Regions from separate parts of the Mus musculus genome. Here region 1 is linked to region 2. The links are chromatin loops, found by intact Hi-C in ENCODE. Cell type or tissue: left cerebral cortex. All regions are shown on one strand. Region 1 overlaps Gm31508 (predicted gene, 31508). Region 2 has its middle 38 kb from the start of Gm31508.

Evidence for each region. Hi-C counts contacts between places; a loop is a spot of excess contacts. Peaks named below come from ENCODE experiments on the same cell type or tissue, not always from the same donor. Only the 100,000 strongest peaks of a DNase experiment are listed, where the experiment ranks them.
Region 1: it touches region 2 in a loop (8-fold over the local background); 3 of 42 quality-filtered maps call a loop at or near these places.

Annotation. Positions count from the first base shown.
Region 1 is chr12:28,972,519-28,977,518 of GRCm38, forward strand. The region is part of intron 1 of Gm31508 (predicted gene, 31508); the gene reads left to right. Among named protein-coding and RNA genes, the nearest start is that of Gm31508, 65 kb to the left of the region's middle. In left cerebral cortex, a CTCF peak has its summit at 2,422 (motif pointing left); DNase peaks (open chromatin) are centred at 2,165 and 2,947; H3K27ac peaks cover 2,913 bases.
Region 2 is chr12:28,869,628-28,874,627 of GRCm38, forward strand. No RefSeq gene overlaps it. Among named protein-coding and RNA genes, the nearest start is that of Gm31508, 38 kb to the right of the region's middle. In left cerebral cortex, no CTCF peak of the experiment used is centred here; a DNase peak (open chromatin) is centred at 2,837; H3K27ac peaks cover 3,110 bases.

The DNA.
Region 1 (5,000 bases), 100 kb after region 2:
AAGCAGACAGAGATGACTGTTGATTCTTAGCTCACATTCTCCTTTTCCTTCAGTCTGGGACCCCAGGCCATGGAGTATGTGTAACATGCTGCCCATACTAAGCATAGGTATTCCCACCTCAGTTAACCCAGTCTATATATATCTTATATATATCTTAAAGACATGGTCAAAGGTTTCTCTCTGAAGTGATTCTAGATCTACCAAGTTGACAATCAGTATTAAACACCACTAGTTTACAGCATCTAGTTACAAAAGTAGGAAGGCTGAGTTAGCCAGGGATTAGATTCAAGAAAAGCATGGGGAAATTTATATTTTTAAAAAATGTGTTTAGTTGAAATAGAATTATACAGCTTCCCCTTTTCTTTTCCTCCCTCAAGTCTCTTCTAGATATCCTCCTCAAATCCCTCCCATGCCCTCCCACTCTCAAGATGATCGCCTCTTTCTCTCTGGTTATATTGTGTGTGTGTGTGTGTGTGTGTGTGTGTGTGTGTGTGTGTGTGCATATATACATCTGTGTACACACACACACGCACATTGATGCTTGTATGTATATGGTTTCAAGGCTGATCACTCTGTATTGAACAACCAATAAAAGCACTCATTGCTGGAAAGGCTAATTTTCATCCCAGCTGTCAAGAATTGCCCAATTGCCTACAGTTCTTTGCCTAGGGGTGGAACCCTGTGAAATTTTCTTCCTTTTACACTGATATGTCCATTAATACTGCTACTGATCCAGTCTTGTTTATATGGGTTTCTCCTCCTCCCTCTCCTCCTCTTCCTTCTCTTCCTCTCCTTTCCTCCTTTTCTCCTCCTCTGACCCACTGAATCCAGTGTGTGCTCCCTATATTCACATAGGTTTGAGGTCACCCACTGGAGAGTTGTGGACCTACCAGAAGATACACCCTTAAGGAAAACTGAGTCTGCCTTCCCAAGGAGCCATTAACTGCCAATAGCTCCATAGCTACAGGTGGGAGGTTGTGAGCTTGCAGACTGGCTTGTTCTTGTACAGGTCTTGTGCGGACAGCCACATGTGCTGTGAGTTCATGAGTCCTGTGGTATTTTTATGTCCAAAAAATACTGTTTCACCAGAGTCCTTTTTGATCTCTGGTTTTTAAGGTCTTTCTACTCCCTCTTCCTCCACAGTCCCTAAGTCTTAATTTGGTTTTGTTAATGTGTCTCCTATCTTTCTTTTAAATTTTGTTATGAAAAAATTTAAAATTTAAATGTACTTGAAGAGGCACAGACACCACAATTAACCAATCTAATCATTATCCTTACCTACAATTATCAATATGTTATCAGATTCTCCTATCTGCTTACCACTGTCAATAACGGACACCTGTTTCACCTGTAGATGCTTTTGTCTGTGTCTTTAAAACTAAAAGGTTTAAATGTGACTATGCTTCCATACCTAACAAGATTCATAGTGTATTGGCATTCTATCTACTCAGCTCTCATCTATCTATCTATCTATCTATCTATCTATCTATCTATCTATCCATCCATCTATCCTTTCCTTGGCTGTCCTTGGAGATTCCTGGAGATCATTCCACATGGGAGAGAACACACACTTGGCATGCTAGTGAGAGCTCATGAGAAGCAGGGTCCCAAGCCTGATGCCCATGAGCTGGCATTACTGTGCTGTGCTCACAAGGACTTCATTTAGATATGTTTATGGATTCTGGGTCCTTAAGTCATTATAGTGAGATAAAGTGCCTCTTGCCTGAAAGCAGAGAGGGCAAAGCAGGTGTTAAAATCTTTTCTAAGTTTGGGTATGGTGGTTCATGTCTATAATTCTAGCACTAGTAGGGCAAAGGCAGAGAGAGTGTGTTCAGAGCCTGCAGCCAGTCTGGGCTACATAGTGAGTTCCAACCCAGACTGGGCTGCAGAAAGATACCCTGTCTTGAAAACATTTCCAGCAATGGGGTCAATGGTTCTTTGACAAATAAAAGTCCTGAAGCCACAGCTTTTCAGCTCTGTGTGCACCTGTTTGCCTTGAGCTTGCCACTGTCAGCCAACATTTGAATTAGAGGCCTCAGCCTTCCATGTAAAGGCTCCATTTCAGTTTGAGGACTTTTGAGCAAGGCTCAGGGCCATCCTTTGTAATGTGTGCCAGTGTTTCCCAGCTCGAACTGAAGCATTACCATGGCAACAGAGAGCATGTGAAACCGACAGGTTCCAGAATGAACTGTTTGAGGCACACCAACGCAGAGCGCCGAGGGAGAGCTTTATTTTCTACATGATGGCACATCTGCTGTTAAGGAATGTTAACTCGGTATTTCTTTCTTCTCAAAAAGCATTGCTGGTGCAGGGCAGGGAGATGACCTGGAAGATGAGAAGAAAAAAGAAAACTACTCCAGTTCTTGGTGGGGTGTCCTGGCTGGACCTTGGTGGGTCCTGTCTGAGCTGGTGGCTCTGTGGCTCCCCCTGCAGGCAAGCCACTGTGCCCTTCTCTGATGGTGTTTGTAGAGTCTCTGTCCTGAGCTCTCTGTGGACAGGAGAGGAGACAGGAGGTGGGGTGGGTGGACAAAGGATAACATAGACTGGAATGCGGTGGCATAAGGGCTGTGCCACTGAGAACAGGAAGTACAATGGTCTGCCAGAGGCTGGGAGCAGCTCTTTACTGGAGATGAGAGCTGTGCTCAGGCTCAGGCAGAATTAAGGTGCAGGTGGGTGGGTGGGGGAGGGTGCAGTGAAGGGTGCAGAAGGTAAAGGGTAGGTGGAGGTGGGGAGGGTAGAGAGGTGGTGGAGGGGGCTGGGTTGGAGGTGGGTGGTGTGACTTGTAGGTCATGGTACAAGTGGGATAGAGAGTGTATGGAGATGTGTGAATGCACTGGTGAGGTGAAACCAGACGGGCTGAGGGAGGAGGTGAGTTGGGGTGGAACTGCGGTTAAACACATCAGGAATGCTTCAGCAAGCCAAAAAGCTTTTGCGCACAATGTATAGTGTGACTGGCTTTGCTGTCCAACACAGCACTGTGCACAGGCATGCTTGCTGTACAATACACAGCACCATGCACAGTCACTGTGTCCTCTACCATACAGTGTGGCAGGCTGTGCTGTACAATACACAGCACCAGGGGCAGGCAATGTCTCATTCACCATGCACTAGAGCTTGGCTACGGAGCGTGACTAGAGTGTTTCTAAGATGGAGAAACAGAATCAAATTCTTCAGGGTAGAAGCAGTAATTATATTGATGTTCATACATGCACGCGCATGCGCGCGCATACACACACACACACACACACGTACAACAGACTGAGGTTTCAGAGATACAGTACTAGACACCTTTGGGGTGGGCCCCTTGGTGCCTATGTGCACCATTGAGTTTAGAGTCCTGGGTCAAGGGCAGAGGCCCTGCTGCAGCATGACTGTCTATGAGAGGGCTCTAGCCAGCCAAGAACTTCTGTGTCTGACTGTCCTTGCTGCCTGTCTGTCCTGGTTCCTGTTCTCTCCTTGGTTTTATGGTGAGGGAGGTGTGTCTGCCTCCCTCTCTGAGTAAGTAAGGGCTTACTCTGCAGGGAGGTCCGACTCAGAGAACAGGGCAATGATGCCTCTTCCTGTGTAGGAAGTGGAACGGACCCAGACCCAGGCCAGCCCTTCCTCAGGCAGTTCCTCCTGTTTCTACCCACCTGCTACTAGGCATCTGTCCTTTGTTTCTTTGCCTCCTCTCTTTTCAAACAATGGTTTCTGTCTTGACCCCTCTCCTTCCTTTACCTATCAGCATCTTTTCTGCTTGCCTTCTCTTTCCTCTCTCTTCTGCACTCCATTAATCCTCCCTCCACACCCCACACAGCTTCAGGCTACACTTGGAGCGCATCTCTTTGAGGCCTTTTGCTGACATGTGCCACCCTGGTCATGCTATAGCCTCGGTTTCAGTTAAGATGTCACCAGCGCTCAGCCATTAACTGAGAAATTCAGGTGCTGAAATGGGTCCCTGTAGTAGGGACTGGTGCTTGCCAGGTAAGTATAAAATCTTGGGTTTGCTCTCTAGCCCCGTGTAAACAAGACATGGTGGCGCGAGCCTGGAAGAGGAGCAGAGAGAATCATATGTTCAAGGCCATTCTCCAGCTGCATAGTAAGTTGGAGGCCAGTTTAAGATCCATGAAAGCCCCTTTCAAGAAAGGAAAAAGAAATGAAGGCCTTTGCAGTATCGGAGTAGCCAATAGTCCATGCCATCCTGCTGTGTGTAGGTAACAAAGACAGTCATGTGTACGGATGTCCTGTCCTGGGCTCTAGGATCTGCTCTCTCGGCAAGAGCACCCATGCCCAGAAGAGAGTCCAGACTCGGTAGTCTGTTTCCTTCACCCAGAATCTCCCTAAGGCTTCAAGCAACCCTTCATCCCCACAAGTCCAAGGCCATCGTGGACTCTCTCTCTCCCCTTCTACTTGCTGTAATTTCTCCATCCTTGGTTCTGTGCTGAGTTTTCTCTGCTGGCTTCCGAAGAGAAAGAGGAAACAGTTGTTCCTATAGCCAAAGGGCTGCCTCTTGATATCTCATTCTAAAACAAACCAACAGGCAAAGGGAGTGCTATTCCCATGTTCTAGTCCATGACCAACAATGCACATTTGAAAAGCCAGAGCTGAGTACAGTGCCTCACATATGTACTCTGTAATCCCAGCTCTCTGGAAGGGGAGGTCAGAACTGTCATGAGTTCAAAGACAACCTAATCTTTCGTGTAAAGTCCTGTCTCAAAACCCCTAAAATCAGATCTGGAGTCATAGCTCACGTAGTTGAGTATTTGTTACATACACGGAAGCCTAAGTTAGATCCACAGGCTTGCATAAATATGGGGGTTAACATTTGTAACCCCAGCATTTGGGAAGTAGGGATAGGATCAGAAGTTAAGGGTTGTACTCAGCTACATGACTAGCCTAGGATAAAATCCTAGTAAAAAAAATCCTAATAAAATCCTATTTCAAAAACTAAACAAAAGGCTTCCTACCCCCCCATTACCACCAAACAAACAAAAGTCAACAGAAATGATCTTTTCTTTTAA
Region 2 (5,000 bases):
CTCGCCCCTGCTACACAGCTCACAAACTCATTAGCCATCTAATGTCCTCCTTGGCAGAGTCCGTAGATTCAGTTGGTTGGTAATTAATTGTGTGTTTAATTAGTATTGATTTTGACAGTTCTTTATTTTGGGTGTAAGTTCCTTATCAGCTATGTAATTTCAAATAACCTGTTTTCCTCACCTTGTTGCTTGCTGAGCAGTATGACTTACAGGGATTAAAAAAAAGAAAGAAAGAAGTTGAAATCTAACTTGTCTAGCCTCTTTCTTCATGGTTTGAACCTGCCTGATATTCTCCAGTGTTTTCTTCTGAATGTTTCATGGCTCTGCATTTACTTCCTGGATCCACTTGGGATGGTTTTACTTCTTTTTATATAGACATCCAGGCATCCAGGCATCCCAGCATCCCAGCATCCCAGCATCCCAGCATCCCAGCATCCCAGCATCCCTTACTGCTGTTTCCCCTTTGCCATGCTTCTTTATCCACACCAGGTCTCGCTTGTCTGTTCCTTCTCACTCCCCTCCACTGCTCTCTGTCTCATTAGGAATCCCTTTGGACCTTATGGACTACTGCCCAGAACATTCGAGTTCCCGGAGCCTCCTTCTGGGTCCTGTGACCGCTTCCCTGAGGACTAAGTCCCCTACTTACTGCTCCTCTTGAAGCCATACCTGTGTCTGGGGCCAGTGGGAGAAGAACAGGAAAGATGCCATATCCTTTGATAGGTCAGAGAAGAAGGGTCGCCATCCTTAATCTGACACTTCCCATGGCCCGTGTGGCTGCTGCCACAGTTATATGGGGAAGTTGGAAACCCTTCTCTCTACCCACTACGGCAGAGCCCTGCCTTCTATTGAGTGGTCTAGGACCTTCTGCGGCTCATGGCACCAGGGTCCCGTCATACCAGACCTCCCCTAGTCCTGCCCTAACCCCGTGTACAGAAAGCAACTGAAAGAGAAAACTGCTTTATACTCTGAATCCCACTACAGGCTGGATGAAGGCTGGGAAAATCAAGGAACAAACAAGAGCAGGGCAGGGGTGAAGTGTGGCAGTTGGGTATCTGTTTGGTCAGCTGCTAGGTCCATGAAGGCCTGACCTTGGCCATCTTTCTTCATCTAGTTTCATAAAGTATAAAATGTCTTCTTCAATGATTGACATTTTGAGGATCTCCAACTCTGTGGTTCCCATCTGGAGCAGAGAGGATACTGTTGGGTGAGGGTCTGATACTCAGTAGGTACCAAGGGACCCTGAGGCCTCTCCAGGGCATACAGACCCCTTCATCCACATCTGAGCCCCCCCGCCAAAGCCTTCCCAACACAGACACAAACACACACACCACACCAGCTTCCCTGGTCTCCTCACTATCACAGACAGATCTACAAGAGTGCCTCTGAATTCTGTCCCCAAGACCAGTGTCTCCTTGTCGGGAAAGCCTTTCCCCCACACAGCCCTGCCCAGAGCTTCTGATGTCCCATGCTGGGAAAGGGAGAGGAAGACAAGCCATGTACCGTATCTGTCATCTCTGGGACCAGAGCTTCTGCAGGTCAGGGCAGTAGCCATCCATCACAGAAAAGGGAGTGGTCAGGAAGAACCAAGAAGAGTCAGTCAATGGAGGGAGTCTTCTGGGCCAGGGCGTAAGAGAGGAAAGTAGGGCCAGCATGAATGAATCTGAACAAGACCTGGTGTGTGGGATTTTAGGCTGGCTCATCGGGTCTCTGCTGGGAGAGGGGTGGGCATGCCGCTTCTCAGGGCAGCAATATGGGTTCCATAACCCTTAGGTTTGGGTGTCTTTATCTACGTAAGAGGTTCATCTGTCAACCATGATGGCATTGCACTTAAGGGTTTCAGATGGAAGCTGGCATGAGGGCCTATGCTGAAGCTGCTGTGTACACCTTGCTCACAGATGCCCTCAGAGGCCTGAGCCTACCAGACTGAGGGACACTGGGCTCTGCTAGACTAAGTAAGAACAATGTGGATGCCTTTAGTGAGGCAGGCCTCAGTGGTACCTGATGGACTGTTGCTGAGGCTACTGAGGCTGGGAGGCAAACAGCAGGTTTGTGTCAACAGAGCCCTGAGGAGGGGGATTGGAGGTGGGGGAGGAGTATGAGAGTGGGACTGGGAGGAGAGGACAGAGTGGAAGCTGTGGTCAGGATGTAAAGTGAGTAAATAATGGATAAAAGAAGTTTAGGGTGGAGGAGAGGAGCGTGATTTGAAAGGTCAGCCAGACTCATTTGGCCAATACTGCATCATCCTTCATACACACAGGCAACAGGGTGGGAGGCACCTGGGAGCTGAGATACACACCCAGGCAGGGCCCTGTACCAGTGTGGACTTAAGATGGGCCACAGGAGCAACTGGGAAGCTTGGGTGTTCTGCTCTGGGTCAGGTTGCTAAAAGTTATCTTAAAGCACATTCAGATGTCGCCTGGACTAAGGGATATTGCTAGCAGCGTGGTGCCCGGCTTATAGGGTGCACAGGCAGAGGTACAGAGCTGGGTAGGAGAGTGGAGGAATAGTGAATCATTATCTGTGGTGTGCTTGCTGGTGGCACTGGTGGGGAAGGGGCAAGCCATCCCCTTCAGGGAAGTTTGAGAGGCTTATAAGATGCACAGGTGGGCTCCCTCTCCTAGGGATGTTTGAATAGTTGATGCCAGAGGCCCCCAGCCCTTCCTCAGTATATAGAAGTTGATGAGCTTCCCCAAGAGGAATGAACATCATCCTGGAGGAAGAGCAGATCCCGAATCTGTTTCTCAAAGAGCCTTCTCACTCAGTCCCCGAGGAAGTGCAGAGTGTGTAGGTGGGCGGCAATTTGCTGGTCTGGAGCCTGCCGCTCAGATAAGCTCAGAGATGCGTAGGAGGCGTCTCCTTGCTTGTGAAATGAAATCACAGTCCCCGTTCTGTTCACTTGGGTGTTTGCCTCCGCCGAAGGAGACAACAGCCTGTGACAGGCACACACGTGGCCAGGATGCACTTTGGCTCTTGGGTGACAACTGTGGGCGTGCCAGGCATGGTGAAACAGTCTGAGTGAGCTCCTTGACCATATAGCACCACGCTGCCTGCCCATCAGAGCCAACTACATGGCCAGCCTCAGTGCCCCCATAGGCAGGGCTGTCAGGATAGGCCTGCACTGATCTCCTAGACCTTAAGCATCTGATTCTGATTGTTGGCTTTTGTTGCAAAGAAAGCATCATGAGGTTACCATGGAAGGACATCCGTGTCTTAGTTCTCTCCTGAGCAGAGCCAGTCCTACAGCTCCAGCAGCAGCTCAGCAGAGGAGGCAGCACCCTGCCTCTATCCAGGTCACCAGCTCACACAGATTAACCACAGGCCATGCCATGCAGACCTGTGCCGCAGCTCATGGATCACTGTTGGAGTGCCTGTCGCCAAGCTGTGATTTAAAACCAGGTGTGGTCATAATTCTTAGTTCCTCCCGCTCATGCCTGGCAGTTCCTTGGTGCAGTGCCTCATCGCCTGCTGAGGAATGGCTTTTGTGGGGGCATTGCCCTTCGACACAAATGCCACGGAGGCCCACATTGGTCAGGGTTCCCCAAGGTCAGTGCAGACCACCCTCTGGTCCTGTGTAGTGCTGTGCAAAATAGCTGTGTGTGACCGAGCACGCATTTGTCAGGACACCCACCAACCCCCACCATGGTCTCAGAATTTAAGGGGCTGTACTTGCTGGGCTGGCTTGGTCGCTGCTTCGATGCAGAAAATAACTGAGCTACTCTTGAGGTCTGCAGCTATCAATAATTGTTAAAAGCCTTCCAGACCAATTACACAGAGAGCTGGAGCTACGAGCACTTGGGCAAATCACCCCACCTGCAGCTCACCTCTCTCATCTCTTCTTGCTGTGTGACAGTTGCACCTAGTGATCCATGCCCAGCTGTCATGGTAAGTGATGCTGTGGCACATGAGCTCACCCTTGGTGCTCTGCACTCCTGAGGTACCAGCAAGCACACAATGCCAGTCACTCAGCACTGTCCCAGTGCTGGTCAGGACAGCTGCATGGCCTTGAGGTACCCAGGTTATACTGTTGCCTTCAGCCCGTCTGACTGTGGAGTCCCCACTGCGTTCACCTGAATGGTCATTTCCTGATTCCTGTTGGTCTCAGGGTGTTCTCGGCAGCAGTCTTCTAGCCTTTACTGGTGAAGCTCCAGGGGTTTGAGGTCAGCTAAGGCACAGCAGCAGCAGCCAGCCTGCTCGACCCTAAGGCTCAGTGCTTTTCCATGTCTTGGCTGCTGGCCTTTCGGGGACTCAAGGGGCATAGGAGCAGGTTCTGAGTGGGGTGGATACTGCAGCATATGCATCAGGTATACTAGAGTAGATACGGGAGTATAGGTATTAGGGTAGCTGTTGGGGGGATGCACTGGGGTACATTAGGGTAGATTCTGGGGTAGATATTTAGGCAGGTACTGCGTATGGATAATAAAGTAGGTACTGAGATAGGTGTTGGGATATACTGCTTGCATTTTGTAGGGGCAGCAGCATGTGGGCAGTGCATCCTGGAGGCAAACCTGGCACTCTTAACAGGGAACTTCCTTTTTTGCTGTATTTTTGTAAAAAGCTGGAGCAGAGTAGGTACTGGGGTATAGATATTAGGGTGAGTACTAGTGTAAGTATTCAGGCAGTTACTAACATAGATAATAAAGTAGGTTCTGGGGTGGGTACTGAGGTATATTAGGGTAGGTACTGGGGTATAGATATTAGGGTGAGTACTAGTGTAAGTATTCAGGCAGTTACTAACATAGATAATAAAGTAGGTTCTGGGGTGGGTACTGAGGTATATTAGGGTAGGTACTGGGGTATAGATTTTAGGCTAGGTACTAAGGTAGATGCTGAGGTAGGTAGGCACTGGGAGTAGATACTAGCGTAGATACCGAGTAGGTGCTAGTGGGTAGTAGGATGAATAACAAGGTAGGTGCAGGAGCACACATTGCTAAAGTAGGTGCAAGAGTGGCCAAGCTTCAGAAAAGGATGCAACCAGCTGGCAGCTTTGGGGGCTGAAAACC